Regions from separate parts of the Homo sapiens genome. Here region 1 is linked to region 2. The links are chromatin contacts, found by Hi-C or POLR2A ChIA-PET in ENCODE. All regions are on one chromosome and are shown on one strand. The core of a region is the stretch at or near the end of the contact, and the rest is flanking DNA. Distances in the headings are between cores, read along the strand shown. Region 1 holds the start of LINC03140 (long intergenic non-protein coding RNA 3140). Region 2 overlaps LINC02615 (long intergenic non-protein coding RNA 2615).

Region 1 (6,567 bases), core at 1,305-3,804, 53 kb after region 2:
AAATAAGTTGTCAGCAGGGCCATGCTCCCTCCCAAGGCTCTAGAAGAAAAAGAAATCCCTTCTTTCCTCTTCCAGCTTCTGGTGGGTCCAGGTGTTCCTTGGCTTGTGGCTGCATTGCTCCAGTCTCTGCCTCTGTGACCACATTCCCGTCTCTTCTTCTTTGTGTCTTCTTCTGTCTTAGACACTCATTATTGGCTTTAGGCCCTATCTAGAAAATCCAGGATGATCTCATCTCAGGATGCTTAACTTAATTATATCTGCAAAACCCCCTTTTCCCAAATAATGTCACATTCACAGATTCTGAGTTTGGAACATAGATATATCTTTTGGAGGGTTCACCATTCAACCTACTGCCGATACCTCTGAAATTCTCACAAAGTCTGAAATCATCCATCATTATCTCAAAATTGAACTTCAAAAAGTTTTCTTCAGTTATTCAGGATTACACGTTTCGTAAGTGACAGAGCTGATTTAAATGCGGGATTGTCTGGTTTCAAAGATGTTGTTCTTTCTACTGTATGATACTAAAAACGACAACAATAATCAATGATCTTAGCTGGCATGTCCTGGATGCCTATGGATCAGGCACTATGCTGGTATTAAAAGTATTATTTCTAAAGTTTCTAATAATCCTACAGTAACGTCTTCTTATTCACAATTTATAGATGAGGAAACAGAGAGGCTCAGATGAGTTAAAAAGGCTCAAGGTCATACATATAATAAGCAGGAATTTGAAATCAAAGGGAAACCAAGTCAGATGACTTTAGAAAAATCTTCAAAGCACTGAGGAAACTGACAGATAGTAGGTTAGCAGCATTACTTTGGGCAGATGAAGAATTGGAAATGTCTCTTCGAAGGGCATTAAAAATTCCTGAAACATTTGGGATCAATTTAACCCTACCTGGTGCAGTGTGTTATGGGGCGATTTCCACACTGTAAGGGAAGCAGAGATTTGGGGCATTTGCATTTTTTTCTTTTTCCAGCCCTCAAGCCATTCTCTGTTGTCAGATCCAGTCCATGCCTTGACTTTGCCCATTTATAGAGGACTGTTTTGATGCTACAGAAAGCACGATCACTCTACTTTGAAAAGCATTTAAGCATTTTCAGAGCTCAGTCTCATTTCATTTTGCTCTTAGAACAGTCCCTGAGGTTGGTAGGGTGAGTATCATTATCCTCATTTACAGTCCAGGAGCCTGAGTTTCGAAGTGAGTTGTTACTATTTGCTTCACACAGAGGCAGAAGCAACTTGAAGCCTGACTATTTGAATGCAATTCTAATTCTTTTTCCAGAGCACCAAGCCTGTTTTAGATTAAGAAAAAAATTCCAAGAAAAAAAGGAAAAAATTGGCTACCATTAGCTTTAGGTAGGTAACACACACACATATTCTCTCTCTCTGTCTCTCTCTCTCTCCTGCTCTTTCTTTCTGTCTCTCTCTCTCTCTCTCTCACACACACACACACACACACACACACACACACACACAAAGTGATAAAAAGGTCTCCTTTCTCTTTTCAGTCTTGAGAATAAATGACTGCATTTCCCCACTGGTACTCAGAAGTGATTTGCAATTGAGAATTCTTTTTTAAGGGCAGAGGGCTCTTTTGTATGACCTTATTTTCCTTGTAGTTCCAAACAAGTGGGCTAAGCATGCTCTATTATGTCCAGACTGGTGTTTATAGTCTCATCTTCAGATGATAGATGTTACTTTATAATGCTAAACCTGATATTACACAATTCTCAACCCCTCTTCCAAAGACTGGGCTGCGTATGCCAAAACTTTATGATGACAAATCATAGAATTGGAAGGAAAGAAATGTGATACTCAAACTCTACTAACTCAGATAATATACAGAAATATCTGTAAGCCAGTGGTACTCAGTCTTCATTGTTGAGAGGGAGGCGATTTTCTAAATAATGTTACAGAGAAAAGAATTTAACCCAAGAGCATGATAGCCCACCAAAAGAATTCTTCTCTGACTGAAGTATGAAGGGTCCTTCTTTTCTCTTGAATCATTATCTCAACACAAATCTTCTGTGCCTCCTTAGACACTGTGGCCACTGTCCACTTCTAGGACCTTCAACTACTCAACCACCATACCTGCCCAACACAGTTCAACTGGCTGGGACTAATCAGGGACTTACCTTAGAAGTCCCCTTAACTCTCCACCCCTCAACCACACACACACACACACACACACACACACACACACACACTGCCAAGCCACCTAGTACTCACCTAGAGGTTCTGGCTCTTCCCCTCATTTCCAGGCTTGGATGAAACAGGAACACTATACATACATCAGGTTTGGGGTTTGGGGTCCCATGTAGTTGGAGCAGTCATATGATATAAACTTGGAAATGTGAAGGAGTTAATTCCTAGTGGGACAAGTTTTGACCAATGAAAAACAGGCAATGGGAGGTAGGTGGGAAGATAAACTTCTCCTTTATTCTTCCCAGAGAATGCTAGAGGCATGGTCCCTCCCTGCATCCACTGCAAGATGTCCCACATGCCAAGGGAACAGACCTGCTGAGCCTCCCATGCCTCATCAGCCAATGGCTCATCCCGAAGCAGAAGCCAGTTGTGCAAGGCATGACTGTGCATTGTTTCCTATACTCACTTCCCTTTTTTCCTTTTTCTGCAGCTTCCCTGGCCTGGGCTTGTGCTTCCCAAATAAAATGTCAGTACTTTAATCCTTGCTTCAGGCTTTTTTTTTTTTTTCCGCTAGAAAACTAAATGAGAGCACGCCTGATGGGTTGGTGTCCTCACTTCCAGTCACCGCCCCCTTTCCAATGGAATCCGACACTGAAGCATAAGTTGAATGTGGCATTTCCCTTCAGCGGGCTCCCACTGTCTGTAAAATAGAGTCCATACTCTATCATCTGGTGTTAATAGCCCTCTAGATTTGGTCTCAAAGTAATTTTCTGATTTTAGTTCAGTGATTTTTTAAATTCATATACCATGTTCTCTAACTAAACTGAACTACTTGAACCTTTTTTTATTACCCCATGTTTTCTGACCTCCATGCCCTTAATTATGCTCTTTCCTCAATCTGAAATGTCTGCACTTACATCTCCTCTCTACATTTTAAATTCTGTCCATCAAGAGCAAGCTCAAATGTCATCTTCTCAGATTAATTACCAATTCCTTCCTCTCTGCTGCCAGCCCACAAAATTTAATAATCTATTTTTTTGGAACCCCCAAATCATCTTGTCTGTGCTTCTCTTGTGGTACTTCTTACTTTTTACCCTATGTTATAGTATTTTGCTGTATTTCTTCTCCCCAGTTAGACCATAAGCTCCTTGCAGGTACATCTGACTGATTCATCTTTGTTTCCCAGAGGCCTGGCATGGTAACTTGCACATAATTGGTGTTTAAGAAAATTTTATGAAACAAATAAACAGTGGTCAGGCACGGTACCTCATGTCTGTAATCTCAGCACTTTGGGAGGCTAAGGCAGGCAGATCATTTGAGTCCATGAGTTCGAGACCAGCCTGGGCAACATGGAGAAACTCTGTCTTTACACAAAATACAACAATTAGCCAGGCATGGTGGCGCATGCCTGTAGTCCCTGGTGCTTGGGAAGTTGAGGCAGGAGGATCATTTGAGCCCAGGCTGCAGAGGTTGCAGTGAGCCCAGATCGCACCATTGTACACCAGCCTGAGCGACAGAGTGAGACCCTATCTCAAAAGGAAAAAAGAAATAAACAGTGTGCTTTTATATAAAAGCCCAGGATTGTGGTTAAAAACTAATTAAATTAAATTAAATTAAGTATTTCTTATCTTAAACCCTAGATCCTTAGTTTTTCAGGGATATACAGGAAAAAAAAATGACCACAAGGATGCTTCTATTTGTAAGTTGAAAGGTCAGGAGATATTAATAGTTTGAATGCTGTGGCTTTCTGCCTGGGGCCATCAAACAGAACATGCTGTGCATTTTGCTGACCTTGGACAGTTGGCTAAGATGCAGTACTGAATGATCTAACTTCTTAAGAAGTGACTAATCTACAAGACTTCTGAATCATTGTTCCTTCCTGAAAATGGAGGAAAAGTTTGATAAAGAAAAATTCCAGTCTGAGAGGATTGTTACAGTTTTTTTACAACATTGTAAAGCCTAACAAACAACATAGCAAAAAAAAAAGTATATTCTATTTAAATTTATATTATTTATAGTCATTCTATATTAATCACTTCTAAGATAAATGAAATCTTCATGGAAACAGCAGGCAAAAACATTGGCTGATTATTTCTCTCGTATGAAATGCTAAACTATGAAATTCAAATATATTTGGAAAATTCAATCATATATTTATTTCTTAATAACAACTAATGAACTTATAGAGAAACTCATGTAAAAATTCAATAGCATTTGAAAGGTAAATAAACAGCACTAATGAGCTTTATTATAATACTTTCCCACTTATGATGTATGTTTGTGACTAACATCTGTTGGATAGTATTTGAGATTAGGAAAACTTATTTTATTAAAAAACAGGAAAATTTTACTTAATAAGTTAACATGGATGGGAAATCTATTTGTAAGAAGTTCCATTTGTGAAAAGGTATAAATATGTGGTCACACATAGTTATATTTTGTTGATAGAAATAGATTTTATTAGATCAATAGAATCAGGCAACAATGACGTGGTCAGCAAGACATTCTGAGAAGTAGCCATGATGAAGAGAAAGAAGTCATCAAGTTTTTCATCCTTACAACCACAAAAGAGAGAAGAATGGGGTTCAGTTGGGACAACAACAGAGGTCATATAGAAATGGCTGGGTTGGGGATCAAAGGACACGGTCAGCCTATGAACTCAGGAATTCCTTGGGTAGATCTCTATCTGTGGTTTGTCCTGAGGGCACCATCATGGCCAATATAAGTAAACCAGGTGTTTGTGGATCCATGTTGTCTCACCCGTCCTGTGTGTAAGTATCACTCACTGGCATGGAATACAGGAGGGCTATTCTTTACAGGGCTTTCGTGGGTTGGTTTCCAATGGGAATCACTGTGATAGTCACTACCCAGTGGTTCTCCTTGCTCCTTATTTCTGCTAAAAGGGGATGTGTTCTCTCAGAGAAGTCAGCAACTGACTAAACCAAGTGACCACAGTCTGGGGTAGGCTCACAAAGGCCCAGTTCTGATGAATGCCCCCATAAATAAAAGGGTTACACTTTTTGCTGGCATAATTCCAAGAACTTGTGCTTTATGGCTTCCTCTTAAACTAGTCAAAAGAAGCTGTTCCATGCTTTAATACCTATGTACTAAGCTGGTTTCCCAGCCACTGTTTTGCTTTTGTTTTTTCCCAGAAAACTCGGAGGCCCCAGAGTATATGTAACAGATTCAGTGCATCCTTGGAAGACCTTTTCTACCTTCCCGATTGTGACTTTTTTTCATAGCTTCTCTGCAGTGCTTACCATACAACCAAATTAGTTCACTGAATTGAGTATGCTCTGTGTGAGATGTGAGCAAAACAAAAGCTGCTGGGAACACAGTAAGTACAAAATAAGATGTGAAATCCTTCCACCCTTACAAACAAACAAGACCCAAAACTAGGATCTTGGGTTTGATATTTTGTGGCTCTTTTAAAATTCCAAAATATTCCTTTTGCGTTAAATAGGGACAGTGTAATGCTCAAAATTGGGTTAAAGATCAAGGATTCCAAGTAAATCCAAAATAAAGATGATTGAAAAGAGCTAAAGAATTGTTGGGCTGCAGCAGCCAGGCAATTTTGGTGAATTTCCAGGAATTCCAACTTTTTGGTTGGGTTTGTTTTGTTAATAATATACCCCTTATAGCAGAAAAACTTAGGTCCAAAAGCACAACTCACAAACAAGACCTTCAGTGTAATGTTTTTATTCTTCCCAGAGGAGCAAGATTGCTGAGAGCCTATCCACTTGGCCACTTAAAAACTAGTCACCATGCAGAAAGTGCATTCTTAGAATGCCTCATGGAGTGACTCTTCTGTCTATGAGGTGTTTTTATCTTGTATGGACTTTAGTTTGGGATGCAAGTAGTCAGGAATGTCTAAGTCTACATTCTCCACAGAGTCCATCTGGTCCCCTAGAGAACAGTGAGAATTAAATATTAAACCATGGTAATAACGCTAATCTCAATGACGAATATCTGCAGTTTAATGTTTAATCCTTACTGTGCTCTAGGGCGTTTGACTCCAAATACCTGTCTGATAATGGTTAAGTGGGCAACCCCACAGTTACCTGCTCCTTTAGTTGTAATACCTTCCAATTTTATAGCTCTTAGAGTAACACTTTCATTGTAATAATCTCATGTAATCCCCATAACAACCCTGTGTGTTATGTATTATTATCATATTTCACAAATGAGGTCTATGAGATTAGGTGACTTTCCTAAATCTTACAGCTAAGTAAGTGTCAGAACTGATACTGGAACGATAACATACAACTCCAAGTCCCAGCACTTGCTACAGCCACAGTTACCTTCCAGGTAATTATTAATACTTTCAAGATACATTCTCAAAGGAACACTTTAAGAAAAGTTTTATCTATCATCACAAATTAAAGGGACTTTGGTACCTAAGACAGGTCAACCAT
Region 2 (7,108 bases), core at 4,149-6,648:
AGCTCAATTTTTTTTTTTATTTATTTTTTTGAGAGGGAGTCTTGCTCTGTCGCCCAGGCTGGAGTGCAGTAGCGCGATCTCGGCTCATTGCAAGCTCCGCCTCCTGGGTTCACGCCATTCTTCTGCCTCAGCTTCCCGAGTAGCTGGGACTACAGGCGTCCACCACCACGCCCGGCTAATTTTTTGTATTTTTAGGGAGACGGAGTTTCACCATGGTCTCGATCTCCTGACCCTGTGATCCGCCCGCCTTGGCCTCCCAAAGTGCTGGGATTACAGGCGTGGGCCACCGGCGCCCGGCTGGCTCAAATTTTTAAAATTCTTACTAATTTTTTATTTGCTAGATCACCCCCTTTCTATCTTGTCCTTTATTATCCATTTAATCCTATCCTTTTTTTGAAACCCTAACAGTCATTATTGTTGTGCTAATCAGCTGCCTTTGCTTTCAGATCCATTTCCTGCCCTTCTTTTATTCTACTCTGTATTACAGCCAACCACATTTCCAGGCTCCCTTGTCCTCTGCTATCTAGGTGAGTTTTGTCAGTGGAAGACATTGGTGGAAGGTTGGATGCTTCTTCTTCTAGCATCTCTGGTGGTGGCTGTGTTTCCTCCCTGACTCCAGCTCCCACTGGGTGTCATTCACTTTGTGGTTTTGGTGCTTGCCCAATGGCCTGGCTTCTGAGCCCTGCTTCTGCAGCCCAGGGAGAGTAGCAGCAGTCTGCTGTTTTTAGTGTCTGGGTTGCCACTCTTTTCCTGTTTGACCTCTCTGGGCTTCCATGACCCACATAAGTCATTAAATTCCCTCTGTCAAAAAGACTTAGGTTCCTGTTTCATGACTGGATGCTGACTGATATTGTTATTACCATTGTAACTATTATCGTTGTTATTGTTTTTATTATTTTATACTGCCAATGCCTGTTTAAATTTACCCATGTGTTTTCAAATTACTTTGATCACCTTGCATTTTGCATTCCACTTCTATACTTTTGGTTAAAGTTTTCTTCTTTTTGCAACATATCCCTAGCATTTATTTCTATAAAGGTCTGTGTTTTAGATAACTTACAGATTCAAAATTTTAAAATATGGCTTTTTGTCATTTACTTAAGATCTGTATGCAAGAAGAAATGAAAAAGATGAACAGGTAGAGTCCAGGACTACCTACCACAGCTCAGGTCAACATTAATTTTATGATTTAATTAATTCCATAAATTCTCTTTTCTGTATGAATATAAGGTTCCTCCCTCCCTGTACTCACACATCTACCTCTTCTAGGAGTTGCCTTGGGATCCACAAAGAAATTGAGGTGGTCCAGTACTCATAAGCCAACAAACTTCAAAGGAGAGTCAAATGTACATTTTCAAAATAAGAGTACTGAAAAGCATTGAAATAAACACACAAAAAGAGATTCAAATGTACATCTTAAAAGGAGGAGGAGATTCTTTGAAGAAGTAGGGGAATATGACGTTGAAAGTCTCTGAAGAGGTTGTGATAGTTGTTTAAGGGAGTAGAACATTAAAACATTTTTGTCTGTTCAATCTTAATTTTTAAAAATGATAGCATAGAGTTTGGCCAATTATGGAGGGGCTGATTTCATCACTATCAATGAGCAGTAAACTTTCTTGGTCTTTTATTTGGGGAATGTATTTATTTTACTTTCACTTTTGAATGAGACTTAGCTGATGCAATGGACTGAATTGTGTTCCTCCAGAATTTGTATGTTGAAGCTGTAAGGGCAAATGTGACTGTATTTGGAGGCAGGGCCTTTAAAGAGGTAATTAAGGTTAACTAAGGTCATAAAGATGGGGCCTAACCCAATATCACTGTCCTTATAAGAAGAGACACCCGGGATGCATTTGCACAGAGAAAAGGCCCCAGGAAGACACTGCAAGAAGAGGGTGCTCTTCAAGTCAGGGAGAAACCAAACCTACTAACACTTTGATCTTTGACTTCTGGGCTCCGTAACTGTGAAAAATAAGCTTCTGTTGTTTAAGCCACCTAATTTGAGGTATTTTGTTATGGCAGCCCTAGAAAACTAAATACAGCTGGGTATAGAATTCTAGGTTGATGATTTTGCTTTTATAGTATTTTTATAATATTTTGAGATGTGTGTCTTTGAAGTTCTGCAGTTGCATTATATTGTGGCTTGCTTTGGATTTGTTACATTTAAGCTTTATTTATCCTTCCTGGAATTCATTACAGTTTTTGAACTTCAGGATTCAAGTGTTTTAATCATTGATGAAAACATTTCAACCATTATCTCTTCAAGTATTGCCTGTCTTATTTTCCTCTATTTCGCATTCTTGGAATTAAATCTGTTGGTTCTCCTTTTCCGTCTTCCATGTCCCTTAATCTTCCATATTTTCCAGATCTTTATATCTCTGTGCCTATTGAGTAATGTCTAAAATCTGTTTTCCAGTTTATAAATTATCTTGCTATATCAAATCTGCTATTTAACCTACTCATTTAAGTTTTCAATTTCCTTGACATATACCTATGTGAATGGGTGGGTTTTTACTTAGACTACCTTTTCATGTAGAATATGTAGACTACCTTTTCATGTAGAACCTAGCTTCTATGCAAGGTTCTCAATTCCAATTTCCTGTCCACTTGGGCCCAGTGCTTACCTCATGTTTCCACATGAGCGTGAAATCACAAGCCCTTGGGTGAACAGAATCAGTAATCACTGGTCGGGTGCAGTGGCTCATGCCTGTAATCCCAGCACTTTGGGAGGCTGAGGTAGGCGGATCATGAGGTCAGGAGTTTGAGACCAGCTTGGCCAACATGGTGAAATCCTGTCTCTACTAAAAATACAAAAAAAAAAAAAAAGTAAATAAATAAAATTAGCTGAGCATGGTGGCATGCGCCTGTAATCCCAGCTACTTGGGAGGCTGAGGCAAGAGAATTGCTTGAACCCAGCAGGTGGAGATTGCAATGAGCCGAGATCACCCCACTGCACTCCAGCCTGGGTGACAGAGCGAGACTCCATCTCAAAAAAATTAATAAATAATAATAATAGTCACCCTTCCACCTCCATAGCACAGCTACGTCATGAACTGACACCTTAAAACTTTGTTCTGTTTTCAATTATCTCTTGGTTTCTGATGCCTGGGTATTTCTTTTTCTTTCTTGAGAGCTTAAGCATGAATATAAAACATTTCAAATTTTATATTTTATCCAGTATTTCTAGCTTTTTAATAGTGAGATTTATCTTACTCTCCCATTTTATTAAAACAGAAAGTCTTGAGTAACATTTTAATACTGAGAAAAAAAGCCTCATTATTAGTTTTAGAAAAAGAGAGACAATCTGTGTTGTTCTGGAACCAAGACAAAGTTCTAGAAGATTCTCTCTTGATCCTTAAACAGCATAGAAAAACCAGGTAAGTTGACTATGTTCACGTTTAGGAGTATGATGGCCAATGGATCCAAAACCTATCCTATATCTACATGTTGGTGGCCACATTAATCTGACATCTGACAGCAAGAGCGATGATTGGGTTCACTGGAAATCTTTGTGAAGTACGAGTGAAGTCCTTGTGAAGTCAGAGTAAGTATCAGAACTTTGAGTTCTAGTCTTGGCTCTAGACTGATTCAAAAGGTCAGGGCCTAATCAATTTACTCATTAACTTATAATTGTAATTAATTAGATTTTATTAATACAAGAATAAAAGAATTGTCCAGCACCTACTAAGCCAAATCCTAGAGATATGGAGAAGCAGATAAAAGTTGCTGCTTTCAAAGAACACAGTTCACTAATAGGAGACTGGCTTGGAATCATCTATTCTATAAGTGAAATTTTGATGGATTATTGTTGAGGTGCAAAGGATGGAGCAGTCAGTTGAATCTTGCTGGGGGAATTGTAATCAGAAAGCTCCGAGAATAGTAAACGAGAGTTTTGGAGGCCTAAGATCTTGGAATCACATGTGTAGAAGGATATTTAAGGTGTGCAGGCTCCTCCATGAGTAGCCCCAATGCCTTGAGTGGAATGGATGCAAAGGTACGGACTTCTTGCATCCTTCCCAGGATATCAGGAGGCTTAGAGCAATATCTGCAAAATGTTGGCGATTGCTGAAACGCAGCGCTACAGCATCCATGGGGTCTTGCCCTTCTTCAACCATTCAGTAAATAGCACTCAGTAGAGATTCTGGCTGAGGATGCTTGTTTTCAAAACAACAGCCCTGAGCCAACCTTTTTAAGTAGTTCCATATGTTTTTATGGAGAGTTTATGGATTGTGGCCTTCGGAATTCTTTTGTTTATCACTGGGAATTCAAGTCCTGAAAGCTGCTAACTAACCATGAGGTCTGCTGGTTATACAAGCTGTTGGACCTCTTAAGGACGTTGACATAAGGACCACTTTCTGTGAAATAAGAATTAGTGGTTTAAAAAGAGTGCACTTAACAGTATCATGTAAGTATCAGTTTCTGTATGTCATTACTAGCCAGGCTTTTTTTAAAAAACTGGACTGTGCTGCCTTGTGTGTACATTTAAATGAGGCCCTTAAAGGGAAATCTGAGCAATGTCTTCAAACAAAGACTTATAATCAGAAGGGTCTTTTTAAAAAAAAAAAAAAAAAAGAATAACTATCTTCAGCAGACCTAAAACCAGGATGGAAAGGTGGATACTTCCCCACCTGGGCCCCAAAGCAGGGCCCTTCAAAATACTGAAGGTCCAGCATTCCCTGGGCAATTCTTCCTCCTTCTCTGTCCTCCCCACCCCCATCAATACCCAGCTTGCAGTGATATTCTTTTACCCTTTACTAATCTAATGCCAAACACATGTAGGTTCTATCCTGTTTCCAGGAAAGAGGTTTCCATGAATTGCCTCATCAGCCTTACTAATAGCTACAATATATGGAGCACTTTGTGCCCAGCACTCGATTCCTTTTATACTTGATCTCTTTTCATCCTTTCTTCACAATAGCCCCATGAGGTGGGTGCTATAATTATTTCTAATTTTACAGATAAGGAAACCAAAGCTCAGAGAGTCTGAGCAATTTGCTTAAAGTTGCTTAACAGCTGTATTAGCCTACTACTTATAATTCGACTACCTGTGTCCAAGGCTACATAAATTCAGGTCGCCTGACTCAAAGCTCTTATTCAACGTGCTAGCCTCCTTCCCACTAGATCTCATAAGATCTAGCTTGATCTCTAAGGCTCCATTCCAGCTTGGAAGAACTATGGTTCTTCTCCAGTGTCAGTTGTGTTGCTGTTCATGTTGTTTTCATGTAAAACAATGTAAGAAAGAGGCTGATAATCTCCCTCCATGAAACAGTTCTTCACACATTTAAAATCATCCATGGCTGATCATAAATGCTTCTCCAGAGAGTGAATGGTCATGGCTGGTGCAGAAGGGTAACACTCTGGAAAGGCGGATGTGAGACCTGGCAGCTCTGCCTGGGTACACATAGCTTAGGGCTGACAAGTGAGTCAGCAGAAGTGAGCAGACAATACTGCATTGGGTTTTAACGTGATGAGTCAGCCTTGCTATCTGGCCAGCTTCAGTGCAGCCCCCTGAAGTTTTAACAGAATATTAATTGCCCTTTCACTTCCCATTCCACACAGCTGGGTGGGATTGCTACCAGCCACACTGTTGAGAAGTTACACATTTTAGCCCAGCCTAGAAAGGTTTCCTGTGGTGGGTGAAATGACAACATGCACAAAGGTCAAACTCCAGATGTGGGAATCTGACCTTTTCTCCTCTTGGGGAAAACATTGCCTCATTATAATCTCAAAAGATTTTTGGTACAGGTTTAAGGCTAGAGTCTACTGAAAGATCCAAACTCCTCTAACATAGAGGATGCCAGCCTGTTTCATGTAAATTTATCCAAGGCTTTGAGACCACCTACAAAATTCCTGAGCCAAGGGACCAGGGAATGTAGGCGAATGTTTAGGCATTTCTGAAGGAGGGAGCTAGACCTAGAAGTTGCTGCTTGCTCCTAGAAGTTGGAAGGCATTTCAAGATGAGGAATGAGTTGTTTCTGGATTGATGCCTTCACTGGCTAGAAATGCCAGCGGGTGGTGGGAAGAGTACATGGCAGGATGATGAGGAGTTTCGCATTCATTCATTCATTTATTCATCTGTGTATTCATTTTACAAAAATTCATATCAGATTTGCAAAATTCACTCACAATACACTCAGAGATAATAAAAAATGTAACAACTTTTTTTATTAACTGGTGGAATATTTCTCTCAAATTTCCACCACTGGACCCCAGAGTGGGAATTCAATTTTAGCCCAATCTTGTAAACTTAGTTCCAATGTAATTATCTAGGTTGAGCTAAAAGTTTCTTTTCATCTTTCAGGTTTCCTCTTCATGCCTCTACTCCTATGCAGTTTGACCTCTCAGTGTGCAGCTGGTGATAGATGGAAACCCTTGTTCATAAGCTTTGTGGCACTGTCGGCAGGATGAGGGGACTTCTGGATCCTCACTGGTCACTGTGGCAGAGTGGTTGGTGTTGTCTGCTCCCTAGACAGGAACCCACTGAAGAATCTGACATTTTTTGATATGCTGGCATTCATTGTTACAGCCCATCATCCCAGCCATCAATCCAGGACATGGGGTCTGTGCCCACGGTGGGAAGGAGGAGGGGGAAGCTGGCTTTGTTCTGACGTTGGGCTTCTTCTGCTCCACCAGTACTTTCTGTGGGGGAAATAGGTAAAGAAATGGCTGTTCAGATGAGAAGATGTGTCAGTAAACTTTTGCTACAGTGATGCTGCAAAACAAATCACTGGTGACTTTCAGTGGCACACAGCAATAAACATTTATTTAGCTCAGGGATTGACAATCTTTTTTTTTTTTTAAAGGGCCAAATAGTAAATATTTTAGGTGTTTCAGGCCATACAGTCTCTGAACTCTGAACTTGTAGCACAACAGTAGCCTTAGATGCTATGCAAATGGAGGAGCATGACTGTGTTCCAATAAAACTTTATTTATGGACACTAAAATTGGAATTTCATGGAATTTTTATATGTTAAGAAATATTATACTTTGATTTTTTTCAACCACGAAGTTGAATGGTCTGTGAGTTTTTTTCACAAGTCATACAAAAACAGATGGTGGGTCAGACTTGGCCCATGGCCATAGTTGGCTGAACCTTGATTTAGCTCATGAA

Evidence for each region. Hi-C counts contacts between places; a loop is a spot of excess contacts on that map. ChIA-PET counts read pairs that join two places held with the same protein, here RNA polymerase II (POLR2A). Pooled maps may share reads with other maps.
Region 1: a loop to region 2 is called in a map of ascending aorta, with 3 times the contacts of the local background. The contact joins the promoter of LINC03140 here to the enhancer-like site in region 2. A Hi-C loop is called at or near these places in 8 of 168 maps with a recorded cell type or tissue (Caco-2, Calu3, IMR-90 and 5 more) and 9 of 50 pooled maps. POLR2A ChIA-PET finds 5 or more read pairs at or near these places in 4 of 52 experiments (A549, AG04450, GM12878 and 1 more).

What each region holds. Positions count from the first base shown.
Region 1 is chr4:128,567,989-128,574,555 of GRCh38, forward strand. LINC03140 (long intergenic non-protein coding RNA 3140) reads right to left here and starts at 2,555. Exons shown (of 2, transcript XR_007058268.1): 1 at 2,237-2,555; 2 at 1-1,299.
Region 2 is chr4:128,512,458-128,519,565 of GRCh38, forward strand. LINC02615 (long intergenic non-protein coding RNA 2615) reads left to right here. Exons shown (of 9, transcript NR_125882.1): 8 at 3,400-3,541; 9 at 6,299-6,941. Among named protein-coding and RNA genes, the nearest start is that of LINC03140, 55 kb to the right of the region's middle. RefSeq lists a silencer at 4,361-4,440, enhancers at 5,350-5,494, 5,409-6,170, 5,713-5,762 and a cis regulatory region at 5,417-5,427. Within about 2 kb of position 5,399, at least 22 of the 41 ENCODE cell types and tissues checked have a DNase peak (open chromatin) inside an H3K27ac peak, as active enhancers do; they include GM12878, IMR-90, PC-9 and 2 more, where a contact is called at or near this core.